2 separate regions of the Homo sapiens genome follow, and region 1 is linked to region 2. The links are chromatin loops, found by intact Hi-C in ENCODE. Cell type or tissue: ascending aorta. All regions are shown on one strand. Links, peaks and the distances in the headings refer to the core of each region. The heading gives the core; the rest is flanking DNA.

Evidence for each region. A loop is a pair of places that touch in the nucleus more often than their neighbours do. Peaks named below come from ENCODE experiments on the same cell type or tissue, not always from the same donor. Only the 100,000 strongest peaks of a DNase experiment are listed, where the experiment ranks them.
Region 1: it touches region 2 in a loop (4-fold over the local background); 2 of 110 quality-filtered maps call a loop at or near these places.

The regions. Positions count from the first base shown.
Region 1 is chr16:10,962,621-10,966,620 of GRCh38, reverse strand. The region is part of intron 3 of CLEC16A (C-type lectin domain containing 16A); the gene reads right to left. Among named protein-coding and RNA genes, the nearest start is that of CLEC16A, 20 kb to the right of the region's middle. RefSeq lists an enhancer at 1,025-1,104. In ascending aorta, for the core only: a CTCF peak has its summit at 2,426 (motif pointing left); a DNase peak (open chromatin) is centred at 2,410; H3K4me3 peaks cover 330 bases; H3K27ac peaks cover 1,753 bases.
Region 2 is chr16:11,494,083-11,499,994 of GRCh38, reverse strand. LOC400499 (putative uncharacterized protein LOC400499) reads left to right here. Exons shown (of 67, transcript NM_001370704.1): 11 at 5,235-5,420. Among named protein-coding and RNA genes, the nearest start is that of LITAF, 90 kb to the left of the region's middle. RefSeq lists enhancers at 1,288-1,836, 2,328-2,622, 2,600-2,649, 4,828-5,824. In ascending aorta, for the core only: no CTCF peak of the experiment used is centred there; DNase peaks (open chromatin) are centred at 1,784, 2,474, 4,103, 4,434 and 1 weaker place; H3K27ac peaks cover 4,000 bases.

The DNA of each region.
Region 1 (4,000 bases), core at 1-4,000, 530 kb after region 2:
CCAGCAGTGCTGAGCTGTAAGTCAATGAAACCTCTTTCCCTTATAAAGTACCCAGCCTCGGGTATATCTACGTATAAAACACATAGATACATAACCCTAAGTGCCCAGCATGATGAATTTTTACATATACACACGGTGTAAGCACCATCCAGATCCCAAATCTGACATTCCCAGCTCTCCAGAAGACTTCCTCATGCCCCTGCCCAGTCAGTACCCGCTACCCCAATGCAACCCTTATTCTGCTTCTAGCACATCAGACTCGTTTTGCCTGTCCATGAACCTTATCTAATGGAAGCAGACAGTACGCACACTTCCTATGTCTGGCCTCTTTCGCTTATTACCACATCTGAGGGCTTTCCAGGTTGCTGTGTATGCAATGGTAGTAGTTCATTCCTTCTTTCCTTTTCCTTTTTCTTTTCTTTTTTGCTATATAGTAGTACATTCTCTGAATAGTCCACAGTTTATTTATCCACCTGGAGTCTAACATGGGTATCGTGTCACCCAGGTGATTCTGATACCCAGAGCACTTCTTTTTCTTTCTGTGTCATTCTGGCTCTTGCTGGGGGAGAAGTAGGGAGGGGTAATGGGCTGGCAGGATAAGGAGCTGTTGGGGTGTCTTACTGAGCCCTGCTGTGACTGGCTAGTGGCTTCCAGACCACCAGCAGCACAGACACCATACTGGGAGCTTCAGATGTGCAACTGTGAGTCTCTCAGCTGTACCCTGGAGCTGGAACAGCGACAGGCTCCCTCCACTCCCCAGCAGGGACTTTTCCAGGGCCTCCAAGAGATGACTCTGTGGGTGGTGGGGGGCCACCATAGGACAGTTGGAGGTGCCTCTATTATCAGGCTGGGATTTTTCTACTACCCCCTCACTGTGTGGCTGACTTTCTGTGGTATCCTTTTCTAATAAACCCGGGAGCCTGTACGTAATCTCAGTCTCTCGGGACTCTGTCACTTAGGTCACTAACCCCAACAGGCAACAGGTGCATTTGTGAAATGGTAGCTTGTAATAGTGAAAAGCTGGAAACCACCTAAATGCCCGTGGTCAGGTTAAATAGATTATAGCACAACAAGCTGCCACTCCTAAACCAAACCAGGCAGGGTTACAGAACGGGACAATGAGATCTAGGATACACTGGGAAGGTGGGAAAAAGAAAAGCAAACAGCAGAATGGCTGGTGCACAATGGATCGTTAGGGTTGAATTCTGCAGAAACTTGACTTTACATTTTTCTAACATTTGGCTTTTCGTTATTTAACAATGAGGACATTTTTTCTTCTGTGATTAGAAAACAAAAATAAAAGCAAAGGTCTTCTATCCTCCTCACCCCTTACAAATCCAAGTTCTGTAAACGTGCAATGATTTCTACCCTTTTTGCAGGGCTTATAAAAGCACTGTGGTGAAGGGGCTATAAAGCCAGGGGCATCTGCCTGGGTTTCCCACAGCAGGGCACCCTTTTCGGTGCCAGGACAAGAAAAGCCACGCATACTGCATGATCTCAATTACAGGGAGAATCTAAGACAGTCAAATTCATAGAAGCAGAGAGTCAAAGGGTGGTTACCAGGGACTGGGGAGGAGGGAAATGGGGAGACGCTGATCAAAGGGTACGACGCACGATGAGTAAGTTCCGGAGCTCTCATGTACAGCACAGTGACTACAGGTCATCCTACTGTGTTACAGACTTGAAATCTGCTAACAGATCTACTGCATATTTTCATCACCCAAGGTGCACACACAACCCCCACCCACACACACGCACAAAAGTGAGGTGATGGATATGTTAATTCACTTGATTGCCGTGATTATTTCACAATGTACACATTTTTTTGTGTATATGTATATATTAAATCAAGTTGTACACATTAAATATATACAATTTTTAAAAGCCACATAATTCAGAGAAACACTCTAAAAGCCGTAAGTTTTGATCGCCCCACCCCCATCTCAATCCAGTCACCCCGTGCCTAGCTGGACTTTGAGAGGCTTCCCAGGGCAGGGACACTGAGGGTGATGTTGCCTTAAAGGATAAAACCGACACCATGGCCATGTCCTATCTGCCAGACCCTGTGCCTCGCTCTGAACACCTGCTCTCACGCTCACGCCCAGCCACTCTATGCTGCAGCCACTGTGCTCTCCTCTTGACAGATGCACAAACAGCAGCTCGGAGCCTTCACTGTCCAGGCACGTGCAGGGAGCCAGTGTGGGGCAGAACTGGGCCTGGGACCTGGTTCAGTCTGAGTCAAGGGCCTGTGCCACTGAGCTGGATCTTCCCCTCAGAGCTTTTAGAAACCGCAGTCATTTCACATCCAGTGAAACAGGCGCTGGTAACAAGGGAAACCATTTAGGGAGACAGGAGTCGGCCCACATTTGTCAACTTGCGGTCACCGGGAAGCATAAGGCGTCTCTGAGGCAGCAGCACCACCTAGCGGCGGCTGCGAGAGCCATCACTCAGCAGCCCTTTCACCTCTCCCTCTTGGCCAGAGGAATGCCACCATCTCTACCTCTTTCTGCCCACTGCAGACTTTTTTCAGACCTGTCCTGGGGACTTAGAGCCTGCCTCTGATATAGACATTTGGCCACTTGTCCCCCACTTCTGGCGGGCAGGGCCCGGGCTTGGTGAAGTCACCTTGGAATAACAAAGCTAGCAGTCTAGCGTGGAGGATTAGGAACCAAACCAGGGTTTCTCAGCCTCGGCACTGGGGACAATTTGGGCTGGGTAATTCCCTGTTGTGGGGGGCCTGTCCTTAGCAGCACCCCTACCCTCTACCCACTAGATGTCAGCAGCACCCCCAAGAATGTTTTTAGATGATGCCAAATGTCCCCTCACTGAAGACCACTGAGCTAATCGCCTGGGATGAAACCCCTTCTCTATTCTGGCTTTGCTAGAGCTGGCGCCTGGGTGTTAAAATGAAAGCACTGATGGCACCTGCCTCTCAGGGGTGGTTATTACGGATGACGAAACTGAGGCTTAGTGAGGGCAGGTAAGAAGTTCGGAGTCACACACTCACTAGCTGGGTGGAGGGACTGAAGCAGGAGGGTTGGTACCAATGCACACACCCTTGCCTGCCCTCTGGCAGAGATCTTCCTTGTCTTACTTCTTCCAGTGCTTATTCCATTGGCTGATGATTCAGCGACCCCAACTCTTTAATAGCAAGTCATAAAGAAGAACTGCAAACACCCCCAGCATCATCAGCAGAGGGGAACCCTCTGATAGTACCCACCACACAGAAACAAACACAGGCTTAGGGACTGAACTATGTCTCCCTCAGGTTCCTACATTGAAGCTCTAACCCCCATTGTGGCTGTATTTGAAGACAGGGCCTTTGGCGAGGTAATTAAGGTTAATGAGGTCATAAGGGTGGGGGTTCTCATCCAATAGGACTGGCGTCCCCATAGAAGGAGGAAGAGACACCAGCTAGCACTCTCTCAATTTCTCTCCACTCACACACAGATGAAAGGCCATGCACAGCAAGAGGGTGGCCGTCTGCAAGCCAGGAAGAGAGCCCTCACTAGAAACCAACCCTGCTGGCAACTTGATCTTGAACTTTTTTTTTTGTTGTTGTTGGAGACAAGGTCTTGCTCTGTCACCCAGGCTGGAGTGCAGTGGCACAATCACGGCTCACTGCAACCTCGACTTCCTTGACAAACAATCTTCCTGCCTCAGCCTCCTGAGTAGCTGGGACTACATGTGCACACCACCACACCCAGCTAATTTTTGTGGTTTTTTGTAGAGACGGGGTTTCACCTTGTTGTCCAGGCTGTTCTCAAACTCCTGAGCTCAAGTGATCTGCCCACCTTGGCCTCCTAAGTGCTGGGGTTACAGGGATGAGATACCATGCCTGGCCAATCTTGGACTTCAATGCTCCAGAACAGTGAGAAAACAAATCTCTATTGTTTAACCCACTCAGTCTATGGTATTTTGTTAGGATAGCCTGAGCCGACGAATAGTAAGCGCAGACACAGAAAACCACGCCCAACTTCACCCTGCTACATGCACAGCA
Region 2 (5,912 bases), core at 722-4,721:
CTTGAGGTGTCTCTATGAAGTAGGTGCTCTCATCAACCCCATTTTGCAGGTGAGAAAACCGAGGCCCAAAGAGGTAGGGCAGCTTGCCCAAGGGATTGCAGCTGCTCTGCCCTTCACCTCAATTCTGACCTGAGACCTTGGGGTGTGTCCTCACTTTCCTGGGCAAGGGGGTGTCACCTGTCACTCCCCATCTTGTCCCGGCTAATAGTGAGTGCCAAGTCAGATGGCATCGGTAGGGAGCGGGAGTGAAGACACAGCTGGTGCCAGGCAGCTGGGGTCCCTGGGGGCATCAGAGACCCCTGCATTGGTAGAATGGACCCTACCAGGATCTGAGAGCCCCTGGAGCTGGTCCAGCCCTGGCTGTCCCTCCAGGTGGAATATAGGGAGCCCTTGCCTTCTGGCCCCTGACCGCAGGGTTTGAGGTGGGGCTGTTCCAGGTAGACTGTGTTGTTGGCTCTGCTCAGCAGACAAGAATCAGGCACTGACTCAGAGCCAGGCCCAGATTGGGTCCCAAGAGGCATCACCCACAGTTCACAGCCTAGCAGGTGGCACGCTGGCCACCAGGAATGCCAGAACCACCCAAGACCTGCCCTGGGCTTAGCCCATCTCCCTGGAAATGTCTGTCTCCTTCCCCTTCCCCCATTCCCCTCTGCCTCCCTTCCCCCTCTCCCCTCTCCCTCCCTTCCCCCCTCCCCTCTGCCTCCCTTCCCCCCTCCCCTCTGCCTCCCTTCCCCCCTCCCCTCTGCCTCCCTTCCCCCCTCCCCTCTGCCTCCCTTCCCCCCTCCCCTCTGCCTCCCTTCCCCCCTCCCCTCTGCCTCCCTCCCCCCTCCCCTCTGCCTCCCTTCCCCCCTCCCCTCTGCCTCCCTTCCCCCCTTCCTCTCTTTGCCCCCTTTCTCCCTTCCCCCTCCCCTCTTCCTCCCTTCCCCCCTCCCCCCCTTCCTCCTTTCACTCGTTTATTTGTACATATGTTCGATTCATGTGCAGTAACTAAGAGCACAAACCCATCTGGACTTCCTCATTTCAGATCCCAGCCCCATTCCTCACCAGCAGGACCTTGGGCAAGGTACTTTACTTTCCCAGGCCTCAATTTTCCCCGTCTGGACAATGGGACTATTTTGTAGAATGACCTTGCAGACCAGGTGAATTGTATGGTGTGTGCGGAGGGAAGTGGCTGTTGCCATTAGTCTGGGACACAGCACTGAGCCAAGCAGGTGGCATCGATCGGCTTGTGGAGCCCAGAAGCTTCCTCTACCTGCCTCACATGTGATGTTCCATGTGCAGGCCAGAGCTCATGCCTCTCTGGGCTGTATTTTCTTGTTCTGTCATCGAGTCAGCAAGGCCCTGCATGAGCCCTGGCAGGTTCTGGGAATGCACCGGGTTCGTGAAGCCTGGGGAGAGGAGGGGGGTGGGAAGTGGGGAGTGAGGGGCAAGCAGGGAGAGAGTATTTTAATGAACTTTTAATTTCGGATTAATTTTATTTATTTATTTAATTATTTAATCATTATTATTTTTTGAGACGGAGTCTCGCTCTGTTGCCCAGGCTGGAGTGCAGTGGCGCAATCTCGGCTCACTGCAACCTCCACCTCCCGGGTTCAAGTGATTCTCGTGCCTCAGCCTCCTGAGTAGCTGGGATTATGATGCACACCACCAGGCCCGGCTAATTTTTTTGTATTTTTAGTAGAAATGGGATTTCACCATGTTGGCCAGGCTTATCTCGAACTCCTGAGCTCATGTGATTTGCCTGCTTCGGCCTCCCAAAGTGCTGGGATTACAGGCATGAGTCACTGCGCCCGGCCTTCTTAATGGTGTCTTTCAATGAACAAAAGTTCTTCATGTTGGTGAAGTGTGGCTTCTTGATGCTTTGTAGCTGGTGTTTGATCTCCCCCAGGTCCCAGTGCTTCCTGGCTTGTCTTCTCCCAGTTCTGTTTTCTTAGCTTTTCAGGGAGGGTTGGTTTGAGCATGATGACTGAGCTTTAGAATCATGTTGGAAAAGTGAAATCAGCTTAATAAGGGTCACAGGTTTGAGGGTAATTTTATTTTTCCATCTTTAAAAATGAAAAAGTGAGTATTTTAAACAGACTTCTAACTGAAGTGTAAGTAAGCCTTCGTTAGAGATTTTTGCATTAAGATTGTTTTCTTCTCCTCCCATTTTTTTTTTAAATTTATTTCCCTTTCAAAATTGTTTGTTCTTCTCTTTGCGATGTGGTTTCTGGTTTTTGTGAAAACAGGGAAGGCTGGCCCTTCTGGGTTCATCCCCCGGGCAGCCATACACAGAACCAACTGGGTCATTACTGTGTGGACTGCTCAGCACCCAGGCCTCATGCTGGCCCAGTTGTCCTGGCAGGGCCACCGGAAGTGGCTCACAGATCTGGGCTCTCTGCCAGCCAAGTGGCACCAGCCTGCCCCACAGCCCTGCAGGCTGTGACCAGGCTTCTGGCTCCAGCTTTGGTCTGGGACAGGCCCGAGCCTGCCCTGTCTGTGCCCCCGCCGCCTTTCTTGGGCAAAGCAGTCAGAGGCGGGAACCTCCAGCAGGCGGCCCCTCCCATGTGCCGGAGAGCTTCTTAGTCTTTTTATAACCCCTGCCCTCCCAGCCAAGCCCGCTTGCCCTGCTCTGTATTAAGAAAACAGACAGCTTTGTTTTCTTTGCTCAAATATAGGGAAACATTGAATGTGCTTTTTCCAGGCTCCACACACCCCTGTCCTTTCACAAAGAAAATATGCAGTGAGATGCACACGCCAAGACCCACACGCATGCATCCTGAGCGCACGTGTACACACATGGGACACAACCCACACACACTGAAGCAGGCACCCATTGCACTGGGACGTGCACACGCACACTGGATCATGTGTACATGCACAGACCTGCACGTACACTGACACAGGCTCACACCAAGGCACAGGGACACACAAACACACAGGGATATGCACACACATGCTGGATCACGTGTACACACACAGACCTACACACACTGTTGCAGGCTCACACTGAGGCAGGCTTTCCCAGGACACCCACATGGGGAAATGCACGGACACACACCCACACCATAGACCTGTCAAGACACACACACACACACACACACACACACACACACACACACACACATTGAGGCATACACGCCAAGACTCACGTACCTGGAGATGCAGATATACACCCCAGTGTATGCACATGTGAAGACATGGCAGGACATGCACATACACACAGTAGGACACTCACCCAGTGGGACGTGTGGAGACAGCCACCCACACCTGGACACATGCATAGGCACACCAAGACACACTGGGCTGTGCGTGGGCACACAAGGGACACACAGTACACACACACGCACCTGGACGCATGGGCACATGCACACATCCAATGGGACACACGAGATGCCCACATGGGGACACGTGTGCACAGGCATCCACCAGGAAATACACGCATACTAGGGTACTCGAGTGCGCTGAGACACCTGCACACCCAAGTGGGAACGTACACACCCACAAGCACTAGGATTCTACAGCACACACCAATATGCACACACACAGATGCTTATGTTCACACCTTCACACAGTGTGCTCACACCCTAGCGTAGTAACACAGATCTGGTGAAGAGTCACGAATCCAGAGAAAGAACAGAGCTGGGCAGCTCGGGCGTGGTGGCTCACTCCTGTAATCCCAGCACTTTGGGAGGCTGAGGTGGGCAGATCACCTGAGGTCAGGAGTTCGAGACCAGCCTGGCCAATATGGTGAAACCCCATCTCTACTAAAAATACAAAAATTAGCCAGGCGTGGTGGCAGACATCTGTAATCCCAGCTACTCAGGAAGATGAGGCAGGAGAATCACTTGATCTCAGGAGGCAGAGGTTGCAGTGAGCTGAGATTGTGCCACTGGACTCCAGCCTGGGTGACAAGAGCAAGACTCCATCTCGAGAAAAAAAAAAAAAGGACAGAGCTAGGCAGAGATTTTATTTCTCCACAGCTGCCAAGCAGTCCCTGTTCTGGAGTGACGTGGGTCTAGCACAGAGGCCCCTGTTCACAGCCAGGGCCCCAGGGCTGGATTTTAGAGTGAGCCCAGAATTTGCATTTTGAGAAGCCGTGAGTGTTGGTATCATGCCTGGCCTGGGAGCCAGCCTCTCCTGGGTTAAGTCTCAGTTCTATCTATAGCTGTGGGCTACCTGAGGCACGTCCCTTACCCTTTCTGTGTCTCAGCTTCCTGTGTCTCAGCTTCCTGCTCTGCAAAATGGGAATGATAAGAAAGGCAACGTGTGTGACATGTTATCAGCAGTCTGGCTTGTAGTGAACACAGTTTGTTTACTAAGATTTGTTGGTCTAGACTAGGCACGGTGGCTCATGCCTGTAATCCCAGCACTTTGGGAGACCGAGGCGGGCAGATCACTTGAGGTCAGGGGTTCACCACCAGCCTGGCCAACATGGTGAAACCCGGCTTTACTAAAAATAGAAAAATGAGCCAAGGGTGGTGGCACGTGTCTGTAATCTCAGCTACGTGGGAGGCTGAGGCAGGGGAATCACATGAACCCAGGAGGTGGAGGTTGCAGTGGGCCTAGATAGGGCCACTGCACTCCAGGATGAATGAGAGAGCAAGACTCCATCTTAAAAAAAAAAAAAAAGATTTGTTGGTCTGATTTCTCTGAGGTGCCTGGGGCAGGGAGCAGCTGTGTCCTGAACCCCCTCCTGTTTGCCTTCCTTTCACTGAAGCCCTGGAGTGAGGGTAGCTGGGCGTCTGAGTCGTGGGCCACATGGAGTGCCTTTTTTGTTTTGTTTTCTTTTTTTTTTTTTTTTTTGGAGACAGAGTTTCGCTCTGCCACCCAGGGTGCAGTGCAGTGGTACAATCTCAGCTCACTGCAGCCTCTGCTTCCCGGGTTCAAGGGATTCTTGTGCCTTAGCCTCCCGAGTAGTTGGGATTACAGGCACACACCACCATGCTCGGCTAATTTTTGTGTTTTTAGTAGAGACGGGGTTTTGCCATGTTGGCCAGGCTGGTCTCGAACTCCTGACCTCAGGTGATCCACCTGCCTTGGCCTCCCAAAGTGCTGGGATTACAGGCATGAGCCACCGTGTCTGGCCTCTGGGGTGCTTTTAAAATGTTCCCTGAAAAGAGCAATTTGTTCAGACTCTGGGGGACTCAGCTCTGTATTATGAAGTTGCCCAGGTGAGTCGGTGTGTGGCCAGGGTGAGGCCTGTGAAGTGCATTTACCCACCACCTCGGGTGGGGGCCGATTTCTGTCCCCAGCCACTGCTCCAGACCCCGAGGGCCAGCCCTGGCGCCTTCCTGGGCATCTCAGCCCTGGTGCACAACCTCTGTGCTTCTCTGGACGGGCCCTGCGGCCAGCTGCCTGGAGTCGGCTCCCTAGTGAGGATCCTGGGAGACGCCTTGGGTGAGAACTGTACCATCCAGGAGCCCTCGGATGATGACAAGGTGAGGACATCCAGTGTCCTGAGTACCGGCTTCAGTGCCCCCAGTGGGGCCGAAGCGAATCAGGCAAGCTCCAGGTGGAGAGGGTGGGGGTGGGTTCCCCCCTTTGCCCCTTCCTCCTATCCCTCATTCCCCCTTCCCCACTTCAACCCGTCTCCTCACCCTCCTGCCTGCCCCCCCACGCCACTGCCCCTTCTATACCACTGCCCCCCCCACACCACTGCCCCCCAACACCACTGAGTGGGGGTGGGGTGAAGGGGGGAAGGGGGAATGGGCTGAGATGCCCAGGAAGGCGCCAGGCTGGCCCGCGGGGTCTGGAGCGTGGCTGGGGACAGAAATTGGCCCCTACCCCGAGAAGGTGGGTAAATGCCCTTCACAGCCCACCCCCCACACCACTGCCTATCCCATGCCACTGCCCCCGCCCAGGCCACTGCCTCCCCCCACGCCACTGCCCCCTCCCCCACGCCACTGCCCCTCCCCACGCCACTGCCCCGC